2 separate regions of the Homo sapiens genome follow, and region 1 is linked to region 2. The links are chromatin contacts, found by Hi-C or POLR2A ChIA-PET in ENCODE. All regions are on one chromosome and are shown on one strand. The core of a region is the stretch at or near the end of the contact, and the rest is flanking DNA. Distances in the headings are between cores, read along the strand shown. Region 1 overlaps MAP4K3-DT (MAP4K3 divergent transcript). Region 2 overlaps MAP4K3 (mitogen-activated protein kinase kinase kinase kinase 3).

Region 1 (2,700 bases), core at 144-2,643, 170 kb before region 2:
TGGTTAGGCTGAATGACAAAGTTGTTCTATGGAACTGACAAGTCAATTCTAACCAATAGCACTGAATAGATTTAGTCTGAGACTCAACTGTCTTTGATTTTAAAAATGTCCTCATTCTTACCATACAATAGCAGTTTTTAAAGTTTGTTTGTTGTTATTATTAATGTAGCCGTAGCCGCAGACCTATTCCTTTTCTCTTGGTTCTAGAACCAATACTGAATTTGTTAGTTTGACTGAAAGCTTAAGCTCTCTACACCTCTGTAGTGAAAAAATAATAACACTACCCTCACTATAAATTCCTTCAGGAGAAGAGTTATAAAGATGAATGAGGTCATCTTGGGCCAATTTCCTGTCTTATGTAAATATAAGACAAAGTTAAAGTCATACAGGATTAGAACCATAGGCACTGTTTTTTAGATTCCCAGAAGAAAGTCACTTTATCAACATAAACTTGGCACAATTTTGAAACATAACAGCGTTTATCTTATCAGCCCATTGACTTGCTGTAGTAAGTTGTGGTATTTTCCTTATTATGTTATGCCCAGAGCCACAGAAGATCAATGTTACAAGTTAAGCAAACAGTGCAATATTGACAGCTTCCTCTGCTGGTGAATGTTAAAGTTATTTCCTAGGGCCCAGCTTCCTGAGGACCACAGGACAAGGTCACACATGTGCTATGGAGGACGGTCAGTGCACTTTCCATAATGTTTAGTCCACAGATTAATGTCTGTGTCCTAAAGCAGGAAAAACAAGGAAAAGCTGCCATCTGTCATTAGGAGCAGAGGTATATAGTGATGAACTGATTTAGAGCATATACTGTTTACAAATAAGAAAGATGATCTGTACCCAGCTCTGGGCCAGAAACAAGCATTGATTTTAGGGATGAGAAGGCAGTAGTGAAATATCACTTCCAAAGGGACCTGCTGGTTTCTGGATTTTCAAAATATTCTCACCTCATCAAGGAATCCTGGTGAGAATGTCACCTACATGCTGGAGACTGCAAGAGCAACTGGGGCCCTTGAGAAGCTTTCTTTTTTCCTTTTTTTTTTTTTTTTGAGACGGGGTCTCACTCTGTCACCCAGGCTGGAGTGCAGTAGCACAATCGTGGCTCGCTGCAGCCTCCACCTCCCAGGGCTCAAGCGCTCCTCTCGCCTCAGCTTCCTGAATAGCTGGGACTACAGGCATGCGCCACCATGCCTGGCTGATTTTTGTATTTTTTGTAGAAACGAGGTTTCACCATGTTGCCCAGACTGGTCTCAAACTCCTAGACTCAAGCGATCCACCCACCTCAGCCTCCCAAAGTGCTAGGATTACAGGCGTGAGCCACAGCACCTGGCCAAAGCTTTATTTCTATGGCATCAGGGGAAGAAGGGAACAAATAATCCTTAGGTGATGCTGGAAGCTGAGTTTCATGGGTCACTGAGAAGTTAACTGTCACACACACCTGAACATATACCATGGATCAGAAACTGGACTATGGTGAAAGATACACATGGGGTAAGACAAGGAGTTCACAAGAAACTCACAGTTCAGCAGAGAAGACAAATACACAAGCCAGCCATTAGCAGATAAGGGCTTCCAGTCCCCACCTTTTCTCCAACATAGTAAATGCTATCTTTCCCTGCCTGCTGGTGCCTCCCTGGCCATCAGGGGAGTATGCAGCTTTCCTGGACACTTCCAGGACTTTGGGTTGCAGTCCTGGAGAATGAAAAGGTAAAGACCTAAGGAGGGGGCCTGCTATGCAGGGAGATTGGGCAGATGTACCAAGAAGGAGAGGAAGGGGAGAGAAAAGACGGAAGAGTAGAAGTAGGAAAGGCTCCAGGGCACTGTGATTGGAGAGATTTGATTGGAGAGATTTGGAGAGAAGGAAGGGGTTTCAAGAAATGTTGCTAGGCATTCCAGTCTTGATTCCTTTTAAAATTGTTTTGCAACTGTAAAGGTTGGGCTTCCTTTTCGTTATTTTGTGCTACTTGAACTGTTCCTTTTTATCGTCTCTTTGTAGAGACTGGACCAGCTCGGACCTCAGAAGCAGAACTCAGCTTTCCCAATGTGTGGGCAAATTACTCACATCACTCAGCTGTGATTAAAATCAACCCACTAGATCTGAGCCCAAGTGCAAAGAATGGAGATTGAGCAGGCTCAAGTCATAGTGGTTATTTATGTAAAAATAAAAAGCCAAACAAACATTGGGAAGGCAATGCCATAATCAGTGCTATTAAATATGGGAGAATGTGCAGTGAGGGAGGCATTGTGCCAGCCAGAAAACCAGCCTGGGCTGTAAAGCAGCTTCCCAACTTCAACCAAATATGACCACCTGGAGAACTGGTTAAAGTGCAGGGCGGCTACTATTTTAAAAAATTGTTTTAACAGAAAATAAGAAGTGTTGATGAGCATGCAGAGAAGTTGGAACCCTTGTGTACTATTGATGGGAATGTAAAATAGTGTAGTTGCTATCGAAAACAGAGTGGTAGTTCCTCAAAAAATTAAACATAGAATTACCATATGATTCCTTAATTCCATTTCTGGGTATACACAAAAATTGAAAGCAGGGTCTTAAAGAGATATAATACCCATGTTTATTGCAGCACTATTCACAATAGCCAAGAGGTGGAAGCAACCCAAATGCACATCAATAGGTGAAGGGATAAACAAACTGTTGTATATACATACAATGGAATATAATTCCGTCTTTAAAAGGAC
Region 2 (2,700 bases), core at 19-2,518:
TCTTAAATTGACAAAGACTTACTGCCATTTTAATATAGTTTCTGCTTATTTATATGTGTATTATATATAATATATATTGTTATATGTACACATAAATACACATAATATAATTATGTGTACTTATATACATAATTATACAGTTGTAAATGCCAGGAATCTATAATTTGATTTTTTAAAGTGATTTTTAATATGTGGCTTACAAAAATAGGTTTTGCATTGAACTACATGTATTTGACTGTACCATCAGGTGTGTTTAAAAGGATGCAGGGGGCCTGTTTTCATAATTATATACACAATTGTGTTAGCCTTTCATATCCTAAAGCTTTTAAATGAAAAAATATAAGGCTAGTTAATTAGTTCAACTAGCCTTTGAATGAATAGCAATACAGTGTAATACTTAAAGGCTCAGACTGTGGAGTTAGACTGCCTAGGTTTGAATCCCAGCACTGTCGACTCACTGGCTGTATGACCTTGTTAAGTTCTTTTGAGTTCTATGTCCTTTAGTTTCCTCACTTGCAAAATGAGAATAATATCAGTACCTATTTTATAAGGTTGTTGTGAGGATTAAATGAATTAATATTAAAACATTTAGAATAGTGCCTGGCACATCCGTACTAACATCTAAGTGTATATTAGCTATTAGTTTTGCCAATATTAAATTTATACATAAATGTTGAAATTTATTGTGAAGGAAAAACTATTTGTTTTGTAAATATAAATTACATTTGCATTTCTTTTAAAATATTTTTATATAACTGAAAACAGTAAGCTAAAGTGAAATTTTATACACTTTTTATGAAAGCTTTCTTCACAATAATCCTTTTTTCCTCTTTCTTTTAGGCACGGAATGTTAACACTGGTGAATTAGCAGCAATTAAAGTAATAAAATTGGAACCAGGTAAATTGTTTGAAATTCATTTTTTCTTACTGCTAGAAAGCCATGGGATATCTTAAGGCTTATTTTAATGATGTTTGGTTAACATTCTCTTGTTTTCCCCAACATCTGGGATAAATAGAGCTGCTTGTATGCCCTTTCCTCCACTTCTTCAAGTTCTGCATACAACACACCTTGCTCAGTTCTTCCCTGAAAAGTAACTGATAATTGGGGGAGGAAGGGGAACTCCTCCTGAAAAGACTTTGTTCTTTCTGAACTCAGTTGAGCTAACTTGTGACAAGCTGATAGTGGTTTATTTCCAGGCTGACGTCTTGTGGTGTCAGTGTGATGTAGTGGAAAAAACAGAACTGAAATTTAGGTAGTTGTAGTTCAGTTTGTCTCCCACTCCCTTGCTCTGTGAACTTGGGCAAATAGCTTCATGTCTCTGAGTCTCAGTTTTTCTCAGGAGATCTAGCTTCCACATTCTGTATTTCATTGCTATCCCAGCAGTTGTCTACCAAATTGAGCAGCTTATTGTAAAGCCCCTTAAGGCTACTCCTTATTTTTTGTCTGCTTCAACTATGTTCTTTGAATTCCTCCTACTTCCCTCAAAACCCACATTTTTCTTAGCTAATTACTCACTCTTTGTTTATTCTCTCTTAGAAACCCCTTCCCACTCTTTCTCCTTCCCACCATAAGCAAGTCTATAATTGTGCTAGTGTCTAGACCGAGTACCACAGCAGTTAGTGCCTTTCTGATGACTTCTTCCTTTACAAGCTGATAATAAGAGTTTATTGGTGAAACAAGTTTTAGCTCCAGTATGAACAGAAATCCATTCAGAGACTTTGCAAGAGTGGAAAAACTTTTTCTGTTTAAAAAAAAAAAAAAGGCCAAATAGCCAATACTTTAGACTTTGTAGGTCATGTATGGTCTCTATATTCAGTTCTCCCTCTTTCCCTATAGTTTGCTCACCCCTTATTTAGAGCATCAATAAACTTTTTAGAAGTGATATTAAAATGAAAATTTAAGGATGTGCTGATTGACTGTGATCAAACCACACATAAATAAAATGAATTAAAAAAATTTTCCAGTTATACATATTTACAGATTTTATGTAGTCGTTATATTCTAAACATCGCAAGACAAGATGTTTATCTTTTTTCTGAATCTCCTACTCTTCAATTCATAAGAAATTTAAGAAGGATATTTGAAGTTGTTGAAATATTAGCTACAAAAAGAAATTTGGCATTTAAAGCAGGGCCTTCATTTTTAATCATTAAGCAGTGACTGTGTTACTTAATGAAATGGTTCTAATGAGAAGTATTTTGTGTATACATCATTCCCTCAAGAAACCTTCTCTTTCAGGAAGCCTTGCTTGACCCTGGGTCTAATTAAGATGACTCCTGAGTGATTAGCTCTGCTGTAGCACTGACCATAGCTATATTGTCATTCTAGACTTGCCTTTCTTTGTTTCTAAGTTTTAATCAAATTTGTGCCCCCAGCACTGAGCTTAGGGCCTGGCACATAGTACTCATTCTGTACATCTTAAAATTTCCTTAAAAAATTAAAAACTTGAAAAAGCTTACTGTTCAAGTCAATTATTTTCTGTTCATGAAATGTTCAAGTTGTTGCACTGTCAGTCTTGGACACTGCCATGTGTATATTGATCAATGTAATAAAAGTAGAATATACAACTATACAAAAGGAAAAAAATAAAAATCATTCATATTCTGCCACCCAGAGAAAACAAAGGTTAATCACCATAAATATGTTTCCTCTATTACAGCTACCCATTTCCCCCCGCCACCAGTTATTTTGATCCCTCA

Evidence for each region. Hi-C counts contacts between places; a loop is a spot of excess contacts on that map. ChIA-PET counts read pairs that join two places held with the same protein, here RNA polymerase II (POLR2A). Pooled maps may share reads with other maps.
Region 1: a map of HepG2 shows a loop between it and region 2 (6-fold over the local background). The contact joins two enhancer-like sites. A Hi-C loop is called at or near these places in 1 of 168 maps with a recorded cell type or tissue (HepG2) and 3 of 50 pooled maps. POLR2A ChIA-PET finds 5 or more read pairs at or near these places in 6 of 52 experiments (OCI-LY7, Panc1, T-cell and 3 more).

Annotation. Positions count from the first base shown.
Region 1 is chr2:39,548,729-39,551,428 of GRCh38, reverse strand. The region is part of intron 5 of MAP4K3-DT (MAP4K3 divergent transcript); the gene reads right to left. Among named protein-coding and RNA genes, the nearest start is that of MAP4K3-DT, 110 kb to the right of the region's middle. Within about 2 kb of position 1,393, at least 5 of the 41 ENCODE cell types and tissues checked have a DNase peak (open chromatin) inside an H3K27ac peak, as active enhancers do.
Region 2 is chr2:39,376,264-39,378,963 of GRCh38, reverse strand. It overlaps MAP4K3 (mitogen-activated protein kinase kinase kinase kinase 3), which reads left to right. Exons shown (of 34, transcript NM_003618.4): 2 at 841-898. Among named protein-coding and RNA genes, the nearest start is that of MAP4K3, 60 kb to the left of the region's middle. Within about 2 kb of position 1,268, at least 3 of the 41 ENCODE cell types and tissues checked have a DNase peak (open chromatin) inside an H3K27ac peak, as active enhancers do.